Linked DNA regions of Homo sapiens: all the other regions are linked to region 1. The links are chromatin loops, found by intact Hi-C in ENCODE. Cell type or tissue: HCT116. All regions are shown on one strand. Region 1 has its middle 13 kb from the start of MTAP. Region 2 has its middle 3.9 kb from the start of IFNA14. Region 3 overlaps LOC107987026 (a long non-coding RNA gene). Region 4 has its middle 17 kb from the start of MIR31HG. Region 5 holds the start of MIR31HG (MIR31 host gene). Region 6 has its middle 32 kb from the start of MIR31HG. Region 7 overlaps MIR31HG (MIR31 host gene).

The links. Peaks named below come from ENCODE experiments on the same cell type or tissue, not always from the same donor. Only the 100,000 strongest peaks of a DNase experiment are listed, where the experiment ranks them.
Region 2: a loop joins it to region 1, with 5 times the contacts of the local background. A loop is called at or near these places in 30 of 110 quality-filtered maps.
Region 3: a loop joins it to region 1, with 9 times the contacts of the local background. A loop is called at or near these places in 37 of 110 quality-filtered maps.
Region 4: it touches region 1 in a loop (6-fold over the local background); 15 of 110 quality-filtered maps call a loop at or near these places.
Region 5: it touches region 1 in a loop (5-fold over the local background); 15 of 110 quality-filtered maps call a loop at or near these places.
Region 6: a loop joins it to region 1, with 5 times the contacts of the local background. A loop is called at or near these places in 9 of 110 quality-filtered maps.
Region 7: it touches region 1 in a loop (12-fold over the local background); 50 of 110 quality-filtered maps call a loop at or near these places.

Annotation. Positions count from the first base shown.
Region 1 is chr9:21,787,178-21,791,177 of GRCh38, reverse strand. No RefSeq gene overlaps it. Among named protein-coding and RNA genes, the nearest start is that of MTAP, 13 kb to the left of the region's middle. In HCT116, CTCF peaks have their summits at 1,312 (motif pointing right) and 1,511 (motif pointing right); DNase peaks (open chromatin) are centred at 1,557 and 2,367; H3K4me3 peaks cover 1,249 bases; H3K27ac peaks cover 4,000 bases.
Region 2 is chr9:21,234,140-21,238,139 of GRCh38, reverse strand. No RefSeq gene overlaps it. Among named protein-coding and RNA genes, the nearest start is that of IFNA14, 3.9 kb to the left of the region's middle. In HCT116, a CTCF peak has its summit at 2,200 (motif pointing left); a DNase peak (open chromatin) is centred at 2,199.
Region 3 is chr9:21,708,039-21,712,038 of GRCh38, reverse strand. The region is part of intron 1 of LOC107987026 (a long non-coding RNA gene); the gene reads left to right. Among named protein-coding and RNA genes, the nearest start is that of MTAP, 93 kb to the left of the region's middle. In HCT116, a CTCF peak has its summit at 2,391 (motif pointing left); DNase peaks (open chromatin) are centred at 368, 2,378 and 3,624; H3K4me3 peaks cover 1,778 bases; H3K27ac peaks cover 4,000 bases.
Region 4 is chr9:21,574,925-21,578,924 of GRCh38, reverse strand. No RefSeq gene overlaps it. Among named protein-coding and RNA genes, the nearest start is that of MIR31HG, 17 kb to the right of the region's middle. RefSeq lists a silencer at 1,896-1,945. In HCT116, no CTCF peak of the experiment used is centred here; a DNase peak (open chromatin) is centred at 2,204; H3K4me3 peaks cover 1,407 bases; H3K27ac peaks cover 4,000 bases.
Region 5 is chr9:21,558,845-21,562,844 of GRCh38, reverse strand. It overlaps MIR31HG (MIR31 host gene), which reads left to right and starts at 3,047. Exons shown (of 3, transcript NR_152879.1): 1 at 3,047-3,356. RefSeq lists an enhancer at 3,486-4,000. In HCT116, no CTCF peak of the experiment used is centred here; no DNase peak of the experiment used is centred here; H3K4me3 peaks cover 2,790 bases; H3K27ac peaks cover 4,000 bases.
Region 6 is chr9:21,589,866-21,593,865 of GRCh38, reverse strand. No RefSeq gene overlaps it. Among named protein-coding and RNA genes, the nearest start is that of MIR31HG, 32 kb to the right of the region's middle. In HCT116, no CTCF peak of the experiment used is centred here; a DNase peak (open chromatin) is centred at 2,055; H3K4me3 peaks cover 2,804 bases; H3K27ac peaks cover 4,000 bases.
Region 7 is chr9:21,464,553-21,468,552 of GRCh38, reverse strand. The region is part of intron 2 of MIR31HG (MIR31 host gene); the gene reads left to right. Among named protein-coding and RNA genes, the nearest start is that of IFNE, 16 kb to the left of the region's middle. RefSeq lists a silencer at 2,361-2,440. In HCT116, a CTCF peak has its summit at 2,439 (motif pointing left); a DNase peak (open chromatin) is centred at 2,442.

The sequences.
Region 1 (4,000 bases):
CTTTGGGTTCGATTAATTTGCTGGAGTGGCTCACAGAACTCAGGGAAACACGTTTACTGATTTATTATGAAGGGTATTTGAAAGGATATGAATAAATATCCAGATAAAAAGATACATAAAGTGAAGTCTAGAAGGGTCCTGAGCACAGGAACTTCTGTTCCCATTCAGCTGGGGTGCACCACCTTCCTGGCACGTGGATGAGCTCTTCATTTCATATCATGGAGATATGGCGGTCCTGTTGTACTGGTGATTGTTTCAAGTGGCTGGACTGATGAGTAGGCATGGAGTATTGGTGATCATCTAAGAAGCATCTTATCCAACTGTGAAAATATCTCTGGAGCAGAGGTGTGCAAAGGGAAATATGATGTTGCTGAGGGCTTCCTAGAGCTCCCCAAAAGTCATGTACCAGATACACAATTTTTTCCTAGACCATCTGACAATAATTGCCACAATTAAGTTAAAGCATTAGACACAAATCTTGCTCGTAAAGTAATATATTCCCATCAAGCTCATTTATCTCTTTATTTAAAAGTGTCGGCCGGGCACGGTGGCTTCCGCCTGTAATCCCAGCACTTTGGGAGGCCGAGGCAGGTGGATCACCTGAGGTTGGGAGCTCGAGACCAGCCTGACCAACATGGAGAAACCCCGTCTCTACTAAAAAATACAAAAATTAGCTGGGCATGGTGGCGCATGCCCGTAATCGCAGCTACTTGGGGGGCTGAGGCAGTAGAATCGCTTGAACACGGGAGGCGGAGGTTGCAGTGAGCTGAAATTGGGCCATTGCATTCCAGCCTGGGCAACAAGAGCAAAACTCCATCTCAAAAAAAAAAAAAAAAGTGTTAGTTTATAATGCACTTAAAGAGGAAGCAACAAGTTGTCTGTTCTGTGTGTCATGAGTGGATTATATTATGTTCACTGATCCAGCCCATCCTCTCCCTCCTCCCCTCTCTTCCCTTCACCTTCTACCCTCTTTTCCTCTCTTCCTCAGGTTACTTATAAGGGCAGCCATCACAGATTTGCTACAACTGAACTGACAAACTCAAAGGACACTTCAAAACAGATTTCAATTGAATTTTGTCTTGAGATTCTTCATTTTTCTTTCCTTGTCATGTTGGCCACAATTTGGTATCCAGTTATCTCAAATAGAGTGTAATTCATAGGTTCATGATATAGTTATGTTCATTAGATGAATGAATAAGTGAATGACTAAATGAATGAATGAATGAAGAACACATTATTATGGTTTTAGTTTTAGCAAAAGAGGAAGTTCAGAAATGCTAAGGAACCTGAACACCAGGGGGCATCAAAAGTTTGCTTTCTTTTTTTTTTTTCTCAAACCTGCCTTTTAAAATAGTCTAAAACTTGAGTCATATTGGCTTCATAAGAGAAAGTGCGAGAGAGAAAGGGGGAAGGGAAAGAGAGAAGTTATAACTTAAAGGTTAATTCTAAAGTGGTAAGTGTACTCTACTGCAGTTTACTTAAGTTGCTTCTACAACAGTGCACGTGGTTTTTCTCATAGTTATATACCAATGACCAGCAGATGACACCACTTCTTATGACCAGCAGATGGCACCACTTGACCTTATGGGTCAAGGAGTACAGTTGTAGGACCAGATTTTGGAGGATAAAGAAACATATATAGGGGATGAAATCTTTCACAAACTTTCTGTAGAAAAACTACTAAAGTAAAGTAAATATTAAGTAGAGAATTAATCCCTGTAGGTCTCAAATACCTTAATTTTTAAAAGGTAGAATTTTAACCAGAGGTATATTGTTCATTTTGAAACAGATAACTAAAATGTTTTTACATGTCAAGTTTAAGCCTCAGAAAAGGTGAGCTGTAATTGATAGAAATAATTTGGATTTCACTGTGTACTTTTAGAATATTCCTTTATCAGATTTTTCAATGACCAATTAATTCACAGATATTAGCCAAAAGAAAGACAGTTGCACACAGACACAATACTGTTAGATTACTGATTAATAGCACTAAATGATTTCCTCCATTGTCCTTGGCTATATAATTTAAGTGTCAACAGAGTACTTCAGGTTCCCTTATGCACTATCAGTTATTTACCTTTTCTAAACATTTAACTACTTTAGTTGGATACTTATAATCAGATAAAAACCGGAACAATGTCTGTAGTTAGAGTACTTGTAGTGCAAAGGAAAATGCAGACCCACTGGTTTTTGAGAGTGACAGCACTTGACCCGAAGCTTTAAACGTGCTTGTGAAACTTCCATCTGGGTGAAGGAGTAGAGGCCAGACTAGCACTTAGTTTCTTTTTAGATCTTCCATACCTTAGTCACGCAGATAAGTAGTAACTGCTTGAATGGGAATAAAAAGCATTCCGTCGGATTTCTGTGTATAATGAAAAGTCCCTGTCTTTGGCTCTTTGATTTCCCACATGAAGCTCAGCTTGGATATTACTACGATAAGAAAGAGCTCTAGAGAAAACAAAAGGGCATATTTGCTTAAATTGCTGTTTGCATCAAAAGAAACTGCTTAATGGGGTTATCGGTAGGTCAGACTGCACCCTGTTTTCACCAAGGCTGAATCAAGACCAGATGAATTCAGGAGGGCTGGGTGGGATTAGAGTCCTTAAGTGGCAGTATTTTAATAAAATTCTTCTTGGCAAAACTATCTCTGAGCTTTCTATTTTATTAGCAACTGAAAGATACATAAGAAAGAGATTGGAAATACTGAAGTGATCAACTACTAGGAAATGAACCTTAGGTTTAATTTTATTTCCACACAAAAAAACAAAACAAAACAAAACCACTGTGCCATATGGGAGAAAACATGATAGAGAAGCAAGGTCTAGACCCATACTCTCTGACTCTACACTATTTGGTGTTGAAGCTTATGACACTCAGCTTCAGTTTCTTCATCTGTAAAATTAGGGTGATTATCCAGGGTTTGTGTGAGAGTTCAAGTTAATACTTGTAAAGCACTTGGAACATGGTAAGTACTGAATGTGTTAATTATGATGATGATGATGATGGTATACTAGCTACTGCATGAGGTGCTGAGAATAGAGATTGAAAAGATACTGTCTCTGCCTTTGGGGAACTTAGAGTCTTTTAGGAGGAGTAAAGAAAATAAATAAGAGCCAAATGTTATAGATATAATAAGGACGTTATATACAGTTTTGGGATAGGGGGTGACAAGGTAGGGTATGGTGAGTTTGGCCTGGGTAGGGGTGAGGGATGCCTTGAAGAAAGGCCCTTGAGCTGAACTGTGCAATATGTATTTGCAGGCAAGAAAAGGGAACAAGGAAGGGCTTTTGGACATGTAGTGAAGGCAGGGCTGGGCAACATGTGTTGAAGGGCACCAAAGTAGGAACCAGTGTGGTACATTCAAAGAGCTGCCGTTCTTGGAATGTGGTTAGAGCACAGGGTGTGAGTATAAGGGGGCAGAGTGAGAGATGAAGCCTTTCGGGCGGACATAGGTCAGAGTCTAGCATTGGAAACAGGAATCCAAGGGTTAATTTGGAAATTAGATGAGGTTTGTTTCGCTCATTCATTCATTATTTATTTATTTATTTATTTATTTATTAGAGGCAAGGTCTCACTGTATTACCCAGGGGGACCTCAAACTCCTGGGCTCTGGGAACCTTCCTACGTCAACCTCCCAGGTAGCTGGAATTACAGACATGTGCCACCGTGCATGGCTAGTATTTTTAAAAAATAAGCTGTCAACATTTACAACTTAGAAACCTCTACATGAAAAAATAGGGATTTCCAAGCTTTCTAGAAAATTTGGAGTGTCTTCCAATATCATTCTCTAATTCCAACACAGTATCAGTGGATGACATGCGCACTGCCCAGTTTGTCCCTGGCCTCTTCGTCTCACATTCAGTCCCAGCCTTGCCTCTAGTCCCACGAGCATTGGTGTTTCTGACCTTTACATAGCACCCTAAAGACTTCTGATATTATTCTACAGGGCACGCAGAGCATTAAAATATTTTAAGAAGGAGGTTCTACTGGAGGAGGGATT
Region 2 (4,000 bases), 550 kb after region 1:
AGGGAAGTAATAAGTTGGACCCGCCAAAAATGTGGATTATCTTTTATCTGCATAGTGTTTCCTTTTTGAAAATACATGTCAATGAATAAATTTCATAAATGTGATGCACTGATAAATCATATTAATACATTTAATATTTTATATATTTAAAGCATAAAATGTAAAATTATTTACAATAGTAATTGATCATTATTTTGATTAATACTCTGTTAAATGTCAGTAAAAACTGACACATTTCTTTCATAAAATAAAATTGGAAACTGGAAAAGAGAATCTCTTTCTCAATACTTTAGGAATGGGGAAAGGATTCCCTATTTAATAAATGGTGCTGGGAAAACTGGATAGCCATATGCAGAAAACTGAAACTGGACCCTTCCTTACATCTTATACAAAAATTAACTCAAGATGGATATAAGACTTAAATGTAAAACCCAAAACCATAAAAACCCTAGAATAAAACATAGGCAATAGCATTCAGGACATAGGCATGGGCAAAGATTTTATGATGAAATTGCCAAAAGCAACTGCATCTAAAGCTAAAATTGACAAATGGCATCTAATTAAAGAGCTTCTGCACAGCAAACGAAATTATCAGTCATCACAGCGAACAGGCAACCTACAGAACGGGAGAAAATTTTTGCAGTCTATCCAATTGACAGAGGTCTAATATCCAGAATGTAAAAAGAACTTAAACAAATTTAGAAAAAAAAACATCAAAAAGTGGCAAAACATGAACAGACATTTCTCAAAAGGAGACATTTATGTGGCCCATAAAGATGAAAAAAGCTCAACATCACTGATCATTAGAGAAAGGAAAATCAAAACACCAATGAGATACCATCTCATGCCCCTCAGAATGGTGATTATTAAAAAGTCAGGAAACAACAGATGCTGGTGAAGCTGTGGAAAAACAGGAAAGCTTTTACACTGTTGGTGGGAATGTAAATTACTTCAACCATTGTGGAAGACTGTGGTAATTCATCAAGGATCTAGAACCAGAAATAGCATTTGACCCAGCAATCCCATTCCTGAGTAATACCCAAAGAAATATATGTCATTCTATTATGAAAATACATGCACGTGTATGTTTACTGCAGCCCTATTTACAATAGCAAAGACACAAAACCAACCCAAATGCCCATCAATGATAGATGGGATTTTTAAAAATTGTGCTTAAAACCTAGATGACAAGTTGATAGGTGCAGCAAACCACCATGGCACATGTATACCTATGTAACAAATCTACAGGTTCTGCACATGTATTCCAGAACTTAAAGCAAAATCAAAAAAAAAAAAAAGAAAGAAAGAGAGAGAGCAAGTTGGTCAAAATCAGCTGAAAATACAACATGAACCAAGGAAATTCAGAGAGCAGGAGATGGTTGTGTATAAATGAGGAAAAAACGAGATTAATAATTATTAAGCAAATCCCAATTCAAAATTTACACATCAGGTATAAATAACAATAACTTATTTTACATTGAAATTCCATTCTGGTTGCATATATATTTTTTTGGCAGCCTAAAAAAACAGAATTCTATCATGAATTCTAAAGAGGCTGAAAAATTGTCTCACCTCATTTCAAAGTCCTACTTACACTTAGTCAGGAAATGGTGGCTTCTATAAATACCTGACAGAGGAGCAGCATCTAGATTGAAGTGCAGAATACACGTGTTGATGGTTAACTGATTCTGGCACCTGGAACATTTGTTTCCTGGCTCTCAGAATCCCAGAGTACACTCCCATATGAAGTTACTCTCCTAAACTTAAGTAAAATATACATCTTTGCTGGTTCTGAGAGCTGACACACTTTTCCCTTTCCTCCATGCTTTTCTGTATCCCATTTTTTCACTCCCATATCACATTAGTTTCCTTCCTCTTCCTCTAGAAATGCGCACTGTGCTCTCTTCTTCACTCATCATTAGCCTGCACTGCCTCTTCATACAGCTGTTTTCAGTTCTCTTGTGGGTTTTACCCATCACTTTTCCCTTAAGAGCACAAAATCACAAATTAAAGCAGAAGGTCAGTGAAAGTTCTAGGTTTTTCAGAAGCTCTTTTTATAAAATACTCTTTTTCCTTTCTTATGATGAATATTTCTGTAAAACACGGAATGTCGCTGTTGCAATGACATAACAGTAGCTTAGCAAAAAAGGAAATAAAACGCAGGTTCCATTCTACTTTGAGACTATTACAAGATTTACAGGGAAAGAGAGCCACCAACTGGTCAAAGTGCACCAACACAGCAGCCAAGTCTGAGGACAGCAGGCTGTGAATGCAGAAGTAGGCCTCCTGGCAGGATATTTATCTTCATAGCTAAAAAGAGGCTCTTCCCAAGAAAGAACTATCACGGTACTGGAATTAGCCCATTTCCTTAACTTCTGTATCGTGGAGAGAGAAAATACTCCCAGCTTCAGGCATGACATGTCCTCTTGGGGCAATGGACAGCTATGGGGAAAGAGAAAGGGTCTGGATATGTCCCTTTCCTCCAGCCTGCCCAGCCTCCCCGGGACCTCCTAACTTATCCCTTCCTCTATGGATTGTGCTAGACTAGGAATGAGAAGAGCCGGTCAATCTGGGTGTAGAACTTCAAGGGAATTTGATTTGTGATCTCTCTATCAAGATTGTGGAAGCTTTCATAGACTATATCCTGAAATACATTTTCCAAGTTGTTTGTTTTCTCCCTGTCTCTTTAAAGGATGGAAGTGATTCCTAGATTTGGCCTCTTTATACCACCCCCTATTTCTTGGAGGTTTTGTTCATTGCTCTTCATTCTTTTTTCTTTATTTTTGTCTGATTGTCTTATTTCAGAGAGCCAGTCTTCAAGTCCTGAGATTCTGTCCTCAGCTTGGTCTATTCTGCTGTTAATACTTGTGATTGCATTGTGAAATTCTTGTAGTGTGTACATCTACTAGGTCCGTTAGGTTCTTTTTCATACTGGCTATTTGGCTATCAACTCTTCTCTCTTTTGATTGTGATTCTTAGTTTCCTTGGTTTAGGTTTTACTGTTTTCCTGAATCTCAATGGAATTCCTTTCTATCCCTATTCTGAATTATATTTCTGTCATTTTAGCTAACTCATTTTGGTTAAGAACCCTTGTTGGAGAACTAGTGTGATTATTTGGAGGACATAAGATGCTCTGTCCATTTGAGTTACTGTAGTTCTTGCATTGGTTCTTTCTCATCTCTGCATATGGGAGTGTAGCTTGAGTTCAATCAATAAAGAGACTTATTTTCTGGCTGTGTTCACAGGGCTGTAGCTTTGTGCAGGGTCTTTATTTGTAGCTGACATGTCTTTGGTTGAATGAGGGTGTGTTAGTGAGATTTGTTGGTGTTGAAGCTTTGGGCATGACCTAGTAGGTGACTCTTAGGTGCAGTGGTCAGTTGTCAGGCTCTTGCTCAGTCATGGGGCTCACCTACATTTCCTCACGGTTGTACACGTGCTCCATCTCAATGCTTTGAAAGTTTGGGCTCCTCTCCCACTTGAGTGCTGACTGTACCTTGTATCTTGGCACTCCCAGGCTGCCCACAACAGCTCTGGGGTGATCTCAGGGTTAATGTTTTCTCCCCAACTTGGAGCCATCGAAGGAAGGGACCTTAGTAGTTGTTGTAACTGAGGGTCTTTTGCTTGTCTCCGGGGGGCTCCACCACAGAGAAGCAGGTCAGCAGTCACTCAGTGCAATCAGCGTGGGATGGGAGTGTGTCCTGTGGGCCCAAGCCAGGGGTTCCCTGCCTGGTGATGTGAGGGGTGGGTGATTGACCAATGGCAGACAGACTGGCCTCCTCTCTTGGGTTGACGGCAGCTTGTTGGAGGTATGGATAAGGTACTTGAGGTCTCTGCTCCTTCATCAGTTCCAAGGTAGCTGGGGTAGTACCACTGCAGAGGCAGTGGTAGACAGGCTTTCTGTTGCCCCTGGGGTCTCCACCTCCAAGAAATGTGAAGCCATGTTAATGGCAGTGTTTAGCCAGAGGAGTGGGGTGGCTGCACTGCTGGTGTAAGCTTGGGG
Region 3 (4,000 bases), 79 kb after region 1:
TGGATTCTAAAATAGATTTTCATTCATTCAAGCAAGGAAAACACCATGTAAACTTTTTATTTGGAACTCTGATTAGATTCAAATTTTGGAATCATCATTTTTGAAAAGTACAATTGTGTGTTGACAGTTATTGTGTCTACATTCAGAGGAGAATCTCTTGGTTACATTGGCAGTTTTGATCTGGTTTTAATCAAGATTTCCTGGATGTAATTCCCATAAGAAGAGATGAATGTGTACATTCATTTGACTTAGTAGCTGAGTCTTCTAAGAGACATTCACAGGGAGATGAGTGTGAAACAAGAGCACTCTTGCAGACAAAGGCAGCCATGCAGAACCTTCCCCAGGCTATTGTGACAGTGCGCCTTTGAGTCAGACTTTTAACCCTCCCACGTCAGGTTTGTCTCTCCTGCTTCTGTTAGGAGAGCAGTCATAATCCCCACCACAGGAAGGAGATTATCATAAAGCAAACCCTGTTGAAGCATACATGGAGCTACTGGAAAACATTTTTAAGCAGAGGAAATGGCAAAAATTGAGGTCCCAAGTGCTTGTGATGTGTGTGTATGTGTCAAGTTGGCTAGGTCACACAGCACCCAGGTATTTTATCAAACATTATTCTAGATTTTTCTGTAATGGTTTTTTAGATGATATTTACATTTAAATTAGTAGAATTTGAGTAAAGCAAATTACCGTTCATTATGTGGGTGAAACTCATTCAATCAGGTTAGGGCCTTAGTAGAAAAAGACTGAACTCCTCAGAATAAAAGGGAACTCTGCCAGCAGCCTGCCTTTGCACTCAAACTGCAACTCTTCCCTGGATCTCCAGCCTGTTGGTCTACCCTTGCAGATTTTGGATTTACCAAGCCTCCACAACTGTGTGAGCCAATTCCTTAAAGTAAGTCTTTCTTCTTATATGTATGAAGATATGTGTACTAACAGGATGTGGTACAGATCCTGTTGGTTCAGACACACACATGCCTACACACACATGAACACACACACATAGATATCCCCCCCCCACACACGCAAGCACACACATCCTGTTGGTTCTGCTTCTCTGGAGAACTCTGAGTAATACAATGCCTAATGGGCTGTGATGAGCAAGTGAAAGGGTAAAAAAATCTAAGTTACAATAATGAAAGAAACATACACTTAATATATCACAGCAAAATAAACAGATAAGCCAGAATAGAGGTTCTCAAGCCTGACTGCTGCCCAGGGGAGCATTAAAAATATCCTGAGGCATACGCCCTACCCCCACCACTAAGATTCTAACTTATTAGATCTGGGTGGGACCCAGGCATCAGAATATTTAAAGAGCTCCTCAGCTCCCCAAGTAATGCTAATCTGTAGCCTCATGCTATCAATCTTGCAGTAGAAGAATGGCCATACCTTAAGGCTGTTCATAAAGGAATGCTCCTCCGGCCTACGAAGAAATATCTGTAAAAAAAAGTAACTAATTGAAGGAACTTAAAATGAGAAAAATACAGATTATTTTGTATTTTTGTAAGGCAAACTCAATGCTCCATGAGAATACCATTAATTTATTCATTTACTCATTTAAAGTTATTTATTAAGTAGATATGTGCTTAAACTCTAGGCTAGAGTCTGAATGACAAGAAATTCAGTAAAACTGGGTATCTGGCTTTTAGGGGCTCAAAGTTTATTGGTGTAGACAGATACTTAAACAACTACAATAGAATAAATGAAATTCTTCTTTTAAGCAAACATTTATTGAACACTTAGGTGCTAGAGCCATATATGTATGATTTAAAAAAAATCCCCACAATAACTCTCTAAAGTAAATATTATCCCACAGTTAGTAGAAGGTAGACTTAAGATCTACCCAGGCAATCCAGCTCTGGAATCTGTGCTCTTAATCAATGCATAGTATATAATTATGTATAGTATAATCTAGGATTATATAATCCCAAAATTATGAAATTCTTAAGAAAGTTCAGCAGAAGAAGCCATTAGTGTACTTCACAAAGAACACACGATTAACTTTTAGAATGGTAACCTTATTCATTCCTATGATCTTAGGACACTAAGCAAGTTATTTGGGAAATCACAAAAAGTGCTGTGATACTTTGAGCATTGCTGTGCTAAACTGCAAAAAAAATTCTGGGAAACTCTGATTTTGTTGTGTAAGGGTCGTTTTCTGAGCATAGTATGAAATCTTATGGATTATATAATAGTAAAGTAGAAAAACATTTTGGAAAGGACTTCATCTAAATTTCTCATTTTGATATGAGGAGACTGATGCCTAAAGTGGTTAAGTGCAATCATTAAGACTACTCAACAAGTTAGCCGCAGAGCCAAAACAAGAACTCAAGGCTCAGTCTTGGTTTTAAAACTCATGTTCACATAGTGTACCCTCTAGTGGCCACTTTGTGCATGACGACTTAACCTCCCTTATCAAAGTTGAGTGTATCAAGGGTAGGAGTTGACCCACTGGTTCAATCCGACTCTGATTTTTGAAAATTTGGAATTGAGACCAATTGAGAGAAGGCTTTTTTTTTTTTCTTGTTGGTAGAAGGCTGTATTTGTAAAGCATAAGCTCTGAAGCCACAGGCTCCGTATTTTCCACACAAGGAAAGAAGATTTAGAGTGATACTAACTGCAATAGAAGATAAATCTTCAAATCTTAATAGCTTAACGGAATAGGTAGAACTTAACAGATAGCACTTTACTTCTCAGTAACATCAAGTCCATGGTGGAGGAGGGAGGTGTTGATGATAGGGCAGGGGGCATGCAGTTATTCAGGGACCAAGCTCCTTTTATCCTGTGGCTCCTAACCTCCTCCAAGGCTTTAGTTTTCATCATTCTGCCGGTAGATTAGGAGAGATAGAAAGTACAGAATTTCATGGGAGCTTATAGGTCAGAATTTGAAGTGGAAGCCAGAAGTGAGCTACGTGGTTACATCTAATGGCCCATGTGGTCTAGTTACATCCCCAGAAGAAAAAAAAGGAATTTGCTGAACAACCAGCCAATGCCTGCCACGTGGAAGAAACCAGTTGATAGACAGCAAGAGGAATGAACAGATGGACTGAGAGGAAGAGAGGTAAAATGGTGAGAAAATCTCGATGGCTTTCTAGGCTCTGGTGTCAGCCCCTTCCTGAGGCCCCACTGCATCCCTGCAGCTGGATTCTGTAAGACATTTAGGACATTCTGTATCCTTCTAATTCCCCTATTCTGCTTAAACTAGCTGATGCTGGTTTCTGTAGTTTACAACGAAGACAGTCCTAAGAAATACTCACATTCAGGAAGATTGTAACAGCTTGGAAGATACATATGTCTTCAAAATCACCCACAGTGTCTATAGAAATGTACTGTGAGTTTCATTTACTTGTATCTACTTCCGTAATGACATTGGCAGCCTGGAGATTAGTATTTACAATTGTGCTAAACCCCTTCATACAGATGCTGCAGCTTAAGTCAGCATAAAAAAAAGCAAACCAAGACAGTATGAGCAAGCTGCGCCAGAAAGAGTTGGTTATTAAATCACACACATTGATTTATAGCTTCAGTTTGCCTTTACCTAAATGTCTAGTTATTTAACAGCTGTTATGAATCAGCCAGATAGAGGATTAAGAAGGACTGGGGGTTAGGGGAGAAGTCGATGAAAAAATGCTTTAATCTTATGCTACAATAGAGGAACAAGTTGAGTCAGGTATCATGCAGTAATTTGGGTTCTCTGATGCTTCTTAAAGGGGAGTATTGTTCAGCTGGAACGTGAAACAGTGTAACATAGACCAGTAGGCTATGTACATGTTAACCACATCTGTGAGTGAGGTAAGTAATACTGGGTCCCAGGTAGGAAGCAATGTATCAATAAATATTGGAAGTAGCTGGCTCTGTCAAAATGTTCCCACTCTCATTGGCTGTAAATAGATAATTGACTTCAGAAGTTTGTTTGGGAACATTAAAATTTAACAAGAAGTAATATAAGTTAAGACATAGGTGACCAAATAGAAATCAAGGCAGAATTCGGTTAGGGTGG
Region 4 (4,000 bases), 210 kb after region 1:
GAAAATGCATTTAAGAGGAATTATGTAAGATTTATTTAAGGCGAAACCCATGAAAACTTTTTTTCTTTTCTACTTTTGTTTTCAAGCTCAGGTCAAACTGAAAGAGAAAGTAAATCAGGCAAAGAAACCTCTTTATTTTTCATTACAGTAGCACTCAAATGGTATATGTAAAATAAGCTAAATTTTTAAGGCTTCTTTGTAATTTTTAAAAATCACAAACAATATTAAAATTCCAAGTAGATTGGGATGCATACTCACTTATAAGAGTTATGACAAAATGAGGATTAAAATATTTATATACAAAAGGATTACACAAATTTAGAAGAAAATCAGTAAGACCATCCTGCATAAGAAAGATGAGAACTGACAGTTAACAATAAAGAAAGATAAATGGCTTAATAAACATTGTAAAATCTTTAACATCACTAACAATTAAAAACAAAAGTGAAGACAATAATGCAGTTATATTTTCTCCAATTAAGCAGCAAGGTTAATTTTTTATTTTTATTTTTTTAATGCACAATACAGGTAGAAGTGTAAATTAGCCAACAAGTTTTGTAAAGCAGTGTATAAATATGTATCAAAGAAGCTTTAAATATGTTTCTAGAGTGCTAATCTAAGGAAATACTCTGAAATGCAAGTAAATATTTAAATATAAAGGTATTCTTTGAAAATATTCTTTTATAAAGTAAAAAACCAGGAAATTCAATGTCCTCAAATAAGAAGCACATATGAAAACCATTTAATATGCTGGAAAATAAATTCTTGTGACCTAATAATAATAGTTATAAAACAGGCTATATAAAACTACATGACAGTATGATTTCAACCATGGAAAATGATACTTAGTGAAAGATGTCAATAGCAGTGATAACAATGGTTATCTATGCTTATTTCAATTATTTTTACTTGCTTCACTTTGTTTTTCTGTATTTTCCAAGTTTGCTGTCATCATTAGAAAAAAATTATAGAAGAAAAGAGAAAAACCAGAACAAAAGCAAAACTCTCATCATATAGGCTCAATTAGATGCAGAAAGAGAAGAGAAACTTAATGCTGGGCATCTCAAGTTGACGTGAGTTTCCTTTGTGGTCCAGCTTCTGTATAGCATATCTAGCATCAAAAATCCAACCCAAACCAGGTATTGATTTTAGTCGACCACCAGATCTATCTGATACAAAACAGAATGACAAAGTGACCATCCAAGTAAATACATCATTAGGATGCATCAATCTAATGTCCAGAACAAAGGAGGTGATGGCTCAGCCTACTGTGGACTCACCAGCCCCTGTCTGGATGGTATGGTTAGCGCTGTGCACCTGAAACAGAATGGTGAATAACTACAGTCTGTCCAGAAGAGGGTAGCCATAATGGCAAAATGTCTTGAAACCCTATGACATTGCTGCTTAAAACTCCTCCCTGTTTTTTTATTATTTTTGGAAAAATGTCCCTAAGTCTACAAAACCCAGCTTCATCTGGGAAGACCCTCCCTGACTCAAAAGTCTATTCATGCAGTTTTTGTTTCAATTCCTTCTATAGATCAAGTTACTCCTCACTTCAAAACTTAGAATCCCCTGGCTCGTACTTTGAATTATTTTTTGAATGAAGGAATGAATTCTGTAAAGCCTGTCTGTATATTTTTATGATCACCCTCCCCTTCTACATCTTAATTTCTACATAATGTTTAGAAAATGAGATTCTAAATCTGAAAAAGAGAAAACAGGTGGGAGAGGAGGGGATATGATTCCTTCTGTTTAACTCCATTAACTAGAATTAAGATTAATTACAGTTCTAAAACCATAAGGAAGAACGTTCTAAAAACTACATTTAAAAACTAGTATTGGTGCAAGGAACTCCCCTGTATGAAGTGTGTGCAAGTCATATTTGAGCATAAGCATGGGTTGGAGTTATCATAAAGGGGATTTTTCTGTCAGGTAGCTGAGTTTCATTACTCTCAAGAAATTACTTCAAAGTACGTGATTCTGTGACTTAGCAATCTCTTTGGCTATAGAGGCACTACATAAGGAAGAGAAGATTTAAGATGACAGGAGGCATAGAGCTAAACAAAGAAAAGCTTGGGGAAAAAAAGGAAATGTAACACTGTCTCAAAACATTTGATCTCATCATTTCGAGCCTTCTCTGAGGCTAGGGTTGGCAGGCCTCCCAGAGAAACCAAAACAAAGCAACGTAACAGGGCACCACAAAACAAAAGGGGACCTAAGCTGGGCAATGAGAAGATGAAAGCACTGTGTCCAGATTCACTGAAGAGAGAGACGAGATATGAAAGGCAGCCTTTCTCTTTAGGGTCCTTTTCAATTCACTTAAAAGCACACCTTTGAAATGAATGTCCTCAGCAGAGAGAGGGCCGTTCCCTGAATCCAGAAGTTGAGGCGTTAATTACCATGGCTAAAGGAATGTGTTGAAATGTCAGTGCAACTGCTTTCTCTATCTTCACTATCCTTAACCAAAAGTTGTGTCATCAGTCTGGAATGAGCAATGCCTGCTCAACAAACCCAGCTTTTTTCCTTCTCTTTGTATTTGCTTATTCACAGTTCAGAAATTGTCCAGTGACCTTCTTACTGTCTAACCAAGGGAATTCATATTGTTGTGGAAAGGAAAACAACTTCCATTTGGTTTGAGTGAAAGATCCACATGATGTTTCTGTTTGAGACGTGAAAGATGAAAACTGAGCTATACTGTATAGCTTAACCTTATTAAGGGGTGATTTGTTTCCCAGCTACAGTGTGGAAACTCCTTGTGAGGTAGAACACAAATGTTTTACCTTTTTTGACTGCTGCTAAAAGGTATTTATGTTTTTTGGGTGCTATGATGTTTATTGGGTTCTCACTATGTTTCAGGCAATGAGCCGAGTGATTTGTATGCATTATGTCCTAAATCCTAACAATAGCCTGGAAGTAGATCCAATTATAGCCCTTTTCACAGAAAAAGCCTAGAGCGGGTAGGTTGCTTACTTCAAGTCTACAAGCTTCTAAGAAGCAGAGCCAGTTATATATTTGAGAGTTTCATATATTTGCACATCACCTGTCCGCTGTAGTTCAGCATAAAACATTGTCATCTGCTGCTATGGACAGATAAATATCCTTCACACTTCTTGTTCATTATGACAGAAGCAGGTACAGTAAAAACAAATGATGTTCAGAGAATGGTTCATATCAACTGTATACTCTTTTTTGCTGTAAGAATTGGGAAAGGCCAAGGTGGGCGGATCGCTTGGGCCCAGGAGTTTGGGACCAGCCTAGGCAACATAGGGAGACCACAAATCTACAAAAAATTACAAAAATTAGCCTGATATTGTGCCATGTGCCTGTAGTCCCAGCTACTTGGAAGGCTGAATTAGGAGGACTGCTGGAGCCTGGGAGGTCAAGGCTTCAGTGAGCAGTAATCATACCACTGTACTCCAGCCTGGGCAACAAAGCAAGACCCTGTCTTACACACACACACACACACACACACACACACACACACACACACAAAATTGGGCAAGTATGATAGTATCAGAATTAGGAAACACATAATATTACATTTATTTTAACTTTGTTATTAAAAATTTCAAGTACATTTCAAAGTAGAGAGAATATTATAATAAAGCCCCACATATTGATCACCTAGCCTTAATAATGATAATTTTACTGTATTTCCTTTGGCTACTATCTCTTTGCTCAGTTGTTTTAAAGTAAGGTCCAGATACCATTACCTCAGCCTTTAAATTCTTTAGTATGGATCTCTAAAATTTGAAGACATTTTCTTACATACGATTCACTCCTAAGAAAATTAACAAGTTCCTTATCATGTCATACCCAGTTGGTATTTAGATTTCCCATATGTCCCCAATTTTCCACCAGTTTTTTTTTGTTTGTTTGTTGTTTTTTACAATTGTTGAAATAAGTTCTGCATGATAGTGATGAAAGGGATTTCAGAAAACTTACTTCTACAGACAAAGCAAATGTGGGATGGATTTGGAAGCAGAGAAAAATGGGATGG
Region 5 (4,000 bases), 230 kb after region 1:
TCAGTCAAATCACTTAAACTGAAATTATCTGCTAACTTCCACATAAAAGCTTATTAGAACTTCAAAAAATGCCAGAGAGACCGCTAAGAAATTCTTTCCAATGCTTCTTGCACCACCTCATTGTTCAAAAACAATACTAATAATAATCACCAGAATTTGGGTTTGCTTACATGCAAAAACATTTCTAAATAAGTAAACTAAAAATGAAATGGAAAGCACACTTTGTATACTTTCTGTTAATAATTTATTTTATAATTATTATAAATATTTATTTTGGAAAAAGATTGTTTTGGCATTTCTGTTCCCATTTGTCCTGTACTTCATGTGTGTGGGTGCATTTTATATTTATATTTATATATATATATATACACACACACACATACATATGTATACACACACATACACATATGTATCTTAAATACATATATTTAAACTTTAAATAAAATAAAGATTGTATTCTACTCTCTTCTGAAAGTCCTTGATTACCAGTGGATGTATAAAGACGTGATAACTAATACAGAACAAGTTTTATGGTACAGAAATTATTAATCACTAAAATAATACATTAAGCTTTGTAAGTAATATATTTAGAAATAATTTAAATGCCAGTAGAAACTTTGACTTATTTATTCATTTTAGGGTACAACTAGAAAATGAGTAGTGGTTCATCTTTTACTTGCAGGTAAAGGTTGAGGAGGAAATTCTCACATTCAAGATGATGCTGTCATTATAATGAAGTAAGATGGAACAAAAAGTTGTATGTGAAGTACCCTGGGCAAGCCCCTTTGATAGTTTTAGCTACAGATGCCTGTGTGTTTGCAATGTGGGCCTCTTATGGCTGTATTCTATTAGCTCTGGGTTTACTGTGATATTATGTATATTTGTCTTGGGCCAAACAGCTTGCTTGCCTCAGTTGAAGTCTAAAAGATACTATGGGCTTAAGACACTTTTTGTTTATTTGCTATTTGAGGTGAATTATTCCTTCTTTGCTTCTTTGCTATTCATAATATTATGATATATAATTTTGGCTATGCAATTGTGTAATCTTTTCTATAATATTATTTTGGGCTTCTGTATAAAAGCTTAAAAATATGTTCCACGAATGAGATGCTTATGCTTGTTTATTCAATATTTTTTTCTGTTGGACTTTGGACAAAGTCTTGCCTAGTGGGATTCACATATAAGGAAAGCTTTTTTTTCTTGTTACTCACAGAATTACGATGTTTAAAATAGCTATTTGAGTTCAATGATACTATACTTTCCATAATAAATTTAGAGTACTTTTTTCACTTCAAAGAATGCTTTTGAGTTTTCCATGAATAGGTTTCACTAACTACATTTTTAAAAAGACCTTAGCTCTGAGGTTTATCCTCTTTTACATCTTAAGGTACATTTTTCATGATTTCTAAAATATTTGCTTTTTAAAAATACTAGGACTGTTAATTTTAAAAATTCATTTTTCAAAATTTTCAGAAATTTTAATATTAAGAATCTGTTTAATTTTTTTTATTTCTTGGTCAAGGCAGTCATATGGTTTGAGATTTCTCAGTTCTTTAAAATGGGAGTTCATAAATTCAACCTGTTCTAAGCTAACTGTAGTGATTCCTAGCTGTCGTTTACTTAACACTATTAACCATTAAACACTACTGACATCTCAACTCAAAACATACACTTAGGTATAGGAAATAGTATACAAACATTTTATTTAACCATATCGTATGCAGAAAATTTAAAATTTGAATCTTTCTTATAGTCCTTGGACTCAAATCTTCATGCAAATACAATTTATATAATCAATTATATTTGACTTGTGTTTTTTAAAGTGGCTAAGGAAATGAGTACCAACTTATTAGGGAATATTTGATGAATATTTTTCGTTTTGGTTGAACAAATGACTACGTAGAGTTATATTTACTTCAAAATCAATAAAATACCACTATTAACCTTGCTCTGACGCTCCCACCCCCACCCTTCAACTCGTAGAATATTTTTTGGTGGTAACTAGACTGACCTTTGCCAAAATGTAATTACATTCAGAGAGAAATACAATTTTCCCCTTCAAATCCAGGTGAAAGGCTACCATGCTGGGCTTGCGGAGGGCATAGTTGAGTAGGACAGCCAGAACTTCTGGCTAGGTCATCGGGTCGGATTACCCTGCCATGTACCCCTCAGTATTTACTTCCAGAGATGGGCAACTTACTATAGTCTTCATGTTTAAGGAATTCAAACCCAAATGAAAAGTGTTGTGAAAGCATAAATATCTCTGCTTGTATACTACAGTACTGAATATGAAACCACATATTGCAATAAAAATAACTAACGATGGCCCATGCATTTCACAAGGCGCTCTCATACACCTGAAGGGGCAGTGGAAAGGTTCAGAGCACCCAGGCTGTCCCAAAGAGGGCGGAATCAAATCTGGGCGCAGGTGGGTACCCGGAAAAAATTCTTGGTGGAGATGGCATCTGAGAGAGGCGTCGAAGGACACGGAGGGTTGAGGATAGGAGAGAGGCCACTCCAGATGGAAAAACACCCTCGTTTTCCAAATGCCAGTTATACCACGGGGCCTGTGATAGCCGCCACGTTTCTAGAAGACCCCTAGAAGAGCAGGGGTCCGACCAAGGAAGTACTTCCGCTGTTCAATTTGCTAAGTTTGCATTCGGAGAGTACAAGGGCGAGCTCTGGCTCTTGCAGGTGGACTCCCTCTCCCTTAGCTCTGACTGCGAGAAGCTCCCACCCGCAAAGGGCTACTGTGCCAAAAGCGAGCGTAGTGGCCGCCGCTTCCCCCACAAAATTCCGTCACTCGGGAGCTGCGTTGCAGTGGAGAAACCTGGGTCCCGTCCGGGCCCAAGGGAGGAGGCTCAGCACGGCCGCTCCCGCAGCCCCGTCCAGGCGCCTCTTCCCTCCCCCTCCTTTCCGCGGCGGTCGCGGCGGCGGCTGGAGCGGGAGCCGGGGGCGGCGAGGGGCGGAGCCGGGGCGGAGCCACGGCGCTGGCGGCCCCGGCGGCGGCGGCAGGTGTGGATGGGGCGAAGGTGCGGGAACGTCCACTCCCGCGCGCCCCTCTCGGGGACCAGGGCGGCCTCCCAGGAGGAGCTTGGTGAGCAGCTGCGACCTGTGCATAACTTGGGGCGCCGCCAGGGGCTCGCAGGTTCCACGTCCGGCGCCTGGAGAAGGAAGACGCGCGTCCCCGGCCGCGGCGCCGAAGCCGGCTGGGGGACCGCCTGGTCCCGGGCCAGAGCTGGGAGGCGGTGTTCCGTGAGCCGCCTGGTCTGGGGTGCGGGGGGCGGGAAGCGGCCCCTTCGTGTGCGCTTGGGCGAGGCCGGGCGGCGCTTCTGTCCTCCTACTCGGACCCGCAGGTAAGCTGGGAGAGCCTTGGTCCCGCTGCGCGCTGAGCTGGCTAGGGAGGCGCCCCTCAAGGAGTTGAGGAGGCTTCGGGGCCTGGGCACACGGCAGTGGGCACACGGCAGTCGACACCCGGGTCCGAGGACCGCCGGCGCCCGTTGGCGCCCAAACGAGGATGCGCCGCGGGGTCCGGCGCATCCCGGAGCGCCGGCCGCCCTTGGCTCTTCGCGGAACCGCCGCCTCCTCTTGTCCAAATCTCAGGTCGTCATCCTGGCCCGAAGTCACAGGTTCGCTCTCTGTCCCTAAACCTCGAGGAAGGAGTTGTGTGTGTCCATGAGCGTGTTGGCGGAGAGCGCTTTCATACAGCGATGTTTGAGTTGAGCTCATTTTACCACCTAAAATTACTGTCACTTTAAAACTTAACTAAGCTTTCCCTTCTTAGAAGAGAAATTAGGCTTGTGGTTTACACCCATGGCTAGTAGGATTAAAGTTTGTTTTTGCCCTGTACAGCTGAGAAAATGTTTTGTAAAATCCTGAATTTTCCAACAGTACTTCTAAAAGAGCCTCCGATTCTCCAGCGAGACAATGGCAGTCATTAAAAAAAACACAGCGGAAATGTTCACTTAGAGCGGCTTCACTAGGAGAGAAGTTAAGGAAA
Region 6 (4,000 bases), 200 kb after region 1:
AAAGGAACCTGGTGCTGAGAAGTCAGGAACCTGGAATACTTCTCTGGATTCTCAGTTGCTGGCTCCTGCTTTTCTCTGAATAACTGTTTTATTCTTTTCTATCGGCATATTTGCTTTTTCTATTATTAATTCCACATGGTTACAGGTGGATGTCTCAGGGCTCTACAGTTTTTTTATATTCCATATTAAAGGAATTATCTAGAGTAAATTAGAATTTTTAATCTCAATATCAAATTTCTAACCAATAGAATGTGATTGGCTTAGCTTAGATCAGGTGTCCAGTGAACTATAGATATGGGGCGAGGGATAAGACCTGACTCCCTGAAAACTATCCTGTGAGTGAAGGCTTGAAGGTAATGTGCCATTTTTAGCTGGCTAGACACCTCAAAGTACCACCTTCATATATGGCAACAGACTGTGAAAAATTGAGAGAGATAATCAGCATGCCTTGAAAGCCAATAGAATTTAAAGGACTTAGAGAAGAGCAGGAGGCAAAAATGCTGACGGTAAAGTCAGAATAACTTAACTCTGAGGAAAGCAAAGGCCACTGATGGAAAAGGGAACAAAAAGATAATACTTTTAGTGTGGATGTATTGAGTTTAAGATTCTGATGTCACATCTGAATAGCAGTTGGTAAAATGGGCTAGAATTCAGGACAGTATGAGAGTTGGAGATATTAATTGTTTTATTTATTTAAATAAATAATTAATTCTGAATACCTGCTTTTTGGCCGATGCCCTTTTAGGCTCTGGGAAAATAGCAATGAACAATGTGGACAGGTGGTCTTCACCCAGGTAGTTATGTCCCCCTTGGTTTTATTAATAGGCTTAAGAAACTCCATGAACCCCTTCGAATAATGAAAACTATATGTATATGCTTAAGTGTCTTTTTGAAGGAAGAAAGTCCCTGGATTTCCACAGAATCTCAAAAGGGTACATGACCTCAAAAAAGTGAAGAATTACAGATATAAAACTATATTTAGACACTAAAAATAAAATAGGAAGAATAGAAGCTGTTCATTGACAATGTCTTGATTAACACCAACATTGACAGTGTGGGAGAATGAAAATAAATTAGAAAAAAGGAGTCCACAACCAATCTAGAAAAATAATATTTTGAAACATTATCCAATGTGTTGTATTTCTCCTTCTTGCCAATTCCTTTTATATGTAGTTAACTGTAAACCCTGATGTGAAGACTTAATGTGTTCAGGAAACAAAGAATAAAAGGGAAGAAATCCACCATGAAAACAGTCAGATTATTCTGTTCAAGTTTCAAAGGAAGCTCTCAAAAGCTAGTGATAGAGACAACTTTGAATGAGAAAGCTTTTTCTTTTTCTTTCTTTTTTTTTTTTTAAGGCCTCCTTCCACCTCCTACCAAGGCTAAGGGTCTGGTAAACTCAGCATTTTCTTCTTTAAACTATGGAATTTGTGACGATTCATGATCATTCAAGAGAAGATTTGCACCATAGATAGAAGTATTTGCGGGGGGCTGAGGGAGAAATCTGGAGAGGAATAGAGAATAGCAATATGATTAGATGCTGATGTGAGTGCTGATCTCAAAGTAAAAACCTGGTTGGGAGACGGAGATAGCCAGATGGGTTTGGAGACTGAAAACCAAGGAGTTGTATGTTCTTTTTTCAAACTATGGAAAGAGATAGCATTCCCAAGGGTCTCCTGCCAACATGGAGTAGCCAGAGGAAAGAAGACATATTTTGCGGGCAGATATAGGCGGAGAGTGGGTTGAGATAGCCTCTTCACACTTTCTCCACCTACCTCCCAGCCCTCTTGAATTTTTTCCTTGAGATGTATGAGATCCAAAAATGTTTTGTGTGTCTAATAAAACATTAGAAATAGCTGAGAGTTGAGAGGTAGTCTTCCTGCAAGGGGTTACCACAAAAGATGATTGGTCAAAATGACCAGTTACTGAAGAATAAAATGAGGCCAGGAGAGCCTTTTGCAGAAACTACAGGGTGGCCAGCAAAAGCCGTGAATGCAAGGAGGATGTGACTAAGCCTGAAAGGATCACAGTGCCAGCCACCCTGAGGTAGGAGTGAGTCAGCAGAAGCAGGCCGCTGAGTTTCCAACAGCAATCATCTTGCACTTGCACAACAGGGAAACAGGAGTGTCATCAAAAGTAAATTCCAGCCGAGACATTCTCTCCTATATGAGAAGCAAAAGTAAGTCCCTCTGAGCTTTTGATCAGTCTGGGGAGAAGGAAATGAGAATGCATAAGGCAAAAATCAGATAAATGTGTTTTAATCTAGAATAGCCTCGGTGATCCTGATTTGATAAATTTAAGTATTTTACCAGTAGTGAGCATGGAAGTCACTAGGTTCATTTGGAATGAAATAATATTTCATCTTTGTTTAAGCTACATGGTGTGCAAAGATTACAGCTGCTACAATAGAAGTTAAATCAGGAAAGTCAGGTGTCAGAAACAGAAGAGGGGGTTTCAAGAAAGAGCACAGGTTAAACTCTAAAAAATCCTGAAAAGGTTAAACAAGAAGTTTTGCATCTTGGTGAGCGTTGAAGCCAGACTGCAAGTAAGAACTAAGTGAGTAGTGAACAGAGAAAGTGAATGTAGACTACTCTTTCAAAAAAGATTAACAATGAAAGAAAGGTGAACAATAGCAAAATTTCCTTAGTCTTAGTTTTCTTATCCATGAAGTAAAGGAAAATAATAATTATTAATGTAAAGTTGATATTAGAACTAATGTATACAGCGGGAATAGCAGAGTGTCTTACACATATCAGATGTCTTATAAATATTTGGTTCCGCCCTTTATTTCATCCTCTTTTCTTTTTCTTCTTCTGGGAATGGAACAAGTCAGCAACCTTCTTACAATACTTTCTCATGTGTTTGAGCATTGTTATTGTAAACTCTCAGCCTTATTTATTTGAATAAATAACATGTACTCAGAGAGACATGATATGATAGGGCTAATAGGAGTCTCAGGTCATATCATTATAACTTAAGAAAGTAGCGATTCAGGTGAGTGAAGTAAGGTCTCCACAATGACATGAATAGGTAGGAGAGCCAGAACTAGAGCAAAGATTATTGTTTTCAACTATACTGTTCTTCCATTTAGAGTTTGATCATTTTCTGAGTAGTCGTACTTACTTTATTAGTCCAGTCTTTAATTTGTTCTCACATTAGCATGATCTAGATCCCATGTATCTTATACATAATTTAAAGTATTAGATTTAATCAGAACTCAAGAGATACCAAACTATATCCCTGTCTTAAGTCATCCTTATATGCATGATATAGCAGTCTGTGACTTGGCATGATTAGATCTTAATTAAACATTGGTAACTACCTTACAAGTCAGTTCAATCTGGCATCAGTAAATTCCCTCAGGTGTGAAAGAAGAAATATCAAAGATGATTTTTAGTGCACACAGGGTATTTGGCACCACTAAAAATCAAGGCAAACTGGGAAATATGAAAAATATGTCTTTGCCTTATAGCTGCCCTGTGGGACTCCCCTACATTTTTCAAAATAAGATATTTGTAAATAGAGCAACTGGTGGAGCTAGAAATGATCAGCCTCCAGCTTCCAGTGAGATGTCAAATAACCTACTTCAGTCTATGCTTCAAGCTAAATACTACTCATCATTATCTCTAGGCACTGGGCCATTGAAGAGACCAATGCCTCATCTCTTATGAAAGAGGAAAATAGAGAGATTAGGCATGAGCATATCTAAAAATGAAGATAGGAGAAACCATGAAAGATCACACTCTACTTCTTTTTTCATTCTAACAAATATTCATAATTCTTATGACTTAAGATTGCTCTGTCTTCTTAGAAATTTGGAATTTCCCCTCCATTAACTATGGTCACCTCCTATATTGACCTGTAGCTAGCAGCAATAAATATTTGTAGGAAGCATGAGTTTTCTGTTTTCTATTCTGCTGGTTATTCTCTTTCAGCTTTTTCTCCTGTCTGTTCGCTACCTGTCTCTGCTCTACTCTTTGTCTCTGAAAATTGATTCTTG
Region 7 (4,000 bases), 320 kb after region 1:
TATTTTCTTTAGATCTGAATCTGGATTTTGCCAGAGACTGGGTTTTGTTGTTGCTGCTATTGCTTTTCTTTTTTTTTTTTTTTTTTTTTTTTTTTACAGGGATTAAAGGGAAAGAGTCAGGTAGTATGCATAGCTTGAAACTTCATGCTGTTAGGAGGTGGGACTGTGATCGGGTTCCCCCAAGTAGACCAGGGTCTGCGGGGTTTGGAATTCTCACAAGTATGAGGGGACAGAAGTTGGGTGTAGCCCAGCTCTCTTGTTGGTCTCACAGCTGGTAGGGTAGGGGAATAGGTGGGATGGGACCAGAGAGCCTGTCAGAAGTAAAAATCAAATATGAGATCTTTCTCCTTATTACAAAAAGACTCTCCTGAGGATTCCACCTGTTTGCTTCTGGCTTTGTTCTTCACTTGTGGACAGAATGTTGTCTATAGAGATGAGGCTATAGAAAAACAAGGATAGGCATCAGCCCGCTTCTTTATGTCCTGGCCAATGACCACTATATGACCAACATTCAAAGGGCAAAGAATAAGCTTCTCACAGATTGAAGAAGACAGGATATACAATGTTAATGGATTGGAGGTTTCAATATTGTTAAGATGTTGATTTCTCAAAAAATCTCAATAAAATTGTAACAGATTTTTCTATGGAAATTAACAAGAAAATTCTGAAATTTACACTGGAGTACAAAAGACCTAGGCTAGACAAGTTTTAAAGAAAAGAACAAATCCAGAAGAGTAATACTAAGCTAGTCTGTCTGGGACAAAGATAAAAAATAAGTGGATCAGTAGAAGAGCATAGAGCCAAAATACAGGCCATATTTATGGTCACCTGATTTGTAATTAATATGTCACTGCAATTCAATAAGCCTAGAAGGTTTTTCTTAAATGTTGTGTGTCAACTGAATATCCATGTTACTCCCACCTCACTATGTACAATAAAGATGCATCATAGACCTAAATGCAAAAGCTAAACATATAAAAATGCTAGAAGAAAACATAAGAGCATATCTGTATGACATGATATTTATGTACTTGGTTACTGTAAGCAGTGTTTCCTTAAATAGGACAAAAGTGAAGTAACCATCAAATAAAATTTGATAACTTAGTCTTCATTAAGATTAATAACTTTAAGTGAATAAAAAGATCAGCTTCAATCTGAAAGATGTTATTTACAATACATTTACCCAACAAAGTAGTTGTATCTAGGATATATATAAAAATAACTAAAATAAAAAGAGAAATCAATATCAATAAGAAAAGGAGAAAGTGCTTACCAAAAAGAAAGATTGGAACAGGAATTTCACAAAAGAGACTATCCAAATGGCTCATAAAACTTGAAAAAAACAACACACTCAACATACATGAACAGTATGGATGATTTCACAGACATAACATTGAGTGAAAAAGCTAAATATAAAGAAAAACTAAAATGTGTTTTCATTTATAGAAAGTTCAGAAACTTCAAAAACCAATTTATGGTAATAGGAGGATACAAGAGTGGCTAGATTTATGATGTGATGTTCATTAAGAGGGAACAAAAGGAGCCTTATTTTTACCCTACATGACCAAATTGTCTTCATGTTATAACTTTAATTCCTCTTGCTTGTTTCATAATGTTTTACATTGTTATTATTTCACCACAATATTAAATATTTCAGGGGAAAGTAGACATTGCTGCCTTTTACCTAATTTTTTAGAAGAATATTTTTGTTTATAATTTCACTTGTTTAAAAAGAAACATGCCTGATCTCATTTGCACATATCTGTTTCTCATTAATTTGAAGTCTTAGAAATTATGACTGAATATAATTTCTTTGCAAATATCTCATCAAAATATTTGAGATGATAGTTTATTTTTCTTATTCAATATTGATGAACAGATTGTTTTAAATTGTTCCCAGTAGTTGGATCAAAAATCTATGTTACTGATCACCTTATCAATTGGAAAAACTAGTGTGGAAATAATTTTTAAAAATGTCTTCTATGGGTCTTTCAGTTTAAGTGGTAAATATATTTATGGGAATCTAGAATAAATAAATAACACAGAATAAAGTTTTAAAAGGTAAGCATAAAATCAGTGATATTAGCCTAATACTAGTTCTAGATTGTTATTTATTATCTAATCTGACCCCATTAGACCTTCCAATATAATTGTTTTTTAAGGGATATTTGGAAGCTTTTCCATCCTTATTTTTTATAACTTAGCTTTGTTCTCTGGTGTCTCTTTGATGAGCAAGGCATTTAAGCAGTTGAGTGTTGGTTAAAAAAAAAAGTCTTGGCTGGGTTCATTAATGATGAACATAACATGGCCTTATGTTAATTAACCAAATGTACTTACTAAGACACATGAATATCTAGAGTTATTTTGTTTCCTTACTGTTGATACACCTCATGTGCAAACACATTCCAGTGATGAATGCTAAATGTTATTCTGCCCTCTACTGGTTCAAACTGGACTCTCCCATTTAGATGCATTCCAGGAAAACAGCTTCAAGGTAGAATCTTTTTTTTTCTTTTTTTTTTTTTTAAGACAGGATCTTGCTGTGTTGCCCAGGCTGGAGTGGAGTGGCACAATCACAGCTCACTGCAGCCTCAGCCTCCCCAGGCTCAGATGATCTTCCCATCTTAGCCTCTCAAGTAGCTGGGACTACAGGTGTACACCATGCCTTTTCTATTTTTTGTAGAGAAGGAATTTGGCCATGTTGCCCAAGCTTATCTCAAACTCCTAGGCTCAAGGGATCCTCCTGCCTTGGCCTCCCAAAGTACTGGGATTACAGGCATGAGCCACCACACCCAGCTAAAGGTAGAATCTTAATGAACATTTCCCTTTATAAGCAAAACAAGTAAAACACCAGGAGAACAGAGCATGTGACCCCACCCACCCTGGCCACTGGCACTCAGGCTGTCAACAGCTGCCAGAGCTTCTGACCCAGTGTTCCTAATTCTGTGGGAACTTAAACAGTGGGTGCAGCCTCCTGTTTTCCCAGGAAGCATCTAGACAGCAGGGCAGGCATTCCCATCCACCCTTGCCACTGGTAGCCCAGATAAGCCATGTCCACTAGAACTTCTAGATTGGTGGTCCTATTTCTGCCTGAATTTGCAAAGCGGCACAGGTTCCTGTTGCCCCGGAAACACCTGCATGACAGGGAGGGTAGCCCCACCAACCCCCACCTCTCATAGCCAGATGGCCCACACCTGCTAGAACTTCCAACCCAGCGGTCCCACTTCCACCTGAACTCTGTGGACAGGTGTAACCCTGTGTTTCCCCAGAAAGCACACAGACAGCAGATTAGGGCTGACCTGGCATGGATACAGCATATCTGCCAATGGTGGCCCTGCCTAAGGGAGTCCTGCGGATCAAAACACCCAAAAAAAGAAGCACAGGCATGTAGGCAGTAATCGGGGGGGCTCCTCCAAGACCCAGGAGCAGACTAATATTGAAGCCTGTCAACTAAACCCAACTTATACCATAATCAAACCCCCAAGGGCATCAAAGAAAAAAAGAAAATATCCATCAAAAGGACAGAAACTTCAAAGATTGAAGGAACATCAGCCCACACAAATGAGAAAGAACCAGCACAAGAAAGAACCAGCAAAAAAGCCAGAGTTCCTTTTTTTCTTTCAAACAACTGCACTAGTTCCAAGCTGAGGAAAGAATCTCAGAGCTCAAAGACTGCCTCTCCTAAATAACTCAGTCAGACAAAAATAAAGAAAAATGAATAAAAAAGAACAAACAAAACCTCCAAGAAATATGGGATTATGGCAAGAGATGAAATCTATAACTCGTTGGCATCCCTGAAAGAAACAGGGAAAAAGCAATCAACTTGGAAAACATGTTTCAGAATATCATCCATGAAAACTTCCTCGACCTCACTTAGAGAGGCCAACATTCAAATTCATGAATTACAGAGAACCCCCACGAGATATTACACACCATCCTCAAGATATATAATCATCAGATTCTCCAAGGTCAAAATGAAAGAAAAATGTGAAAGGCAGCT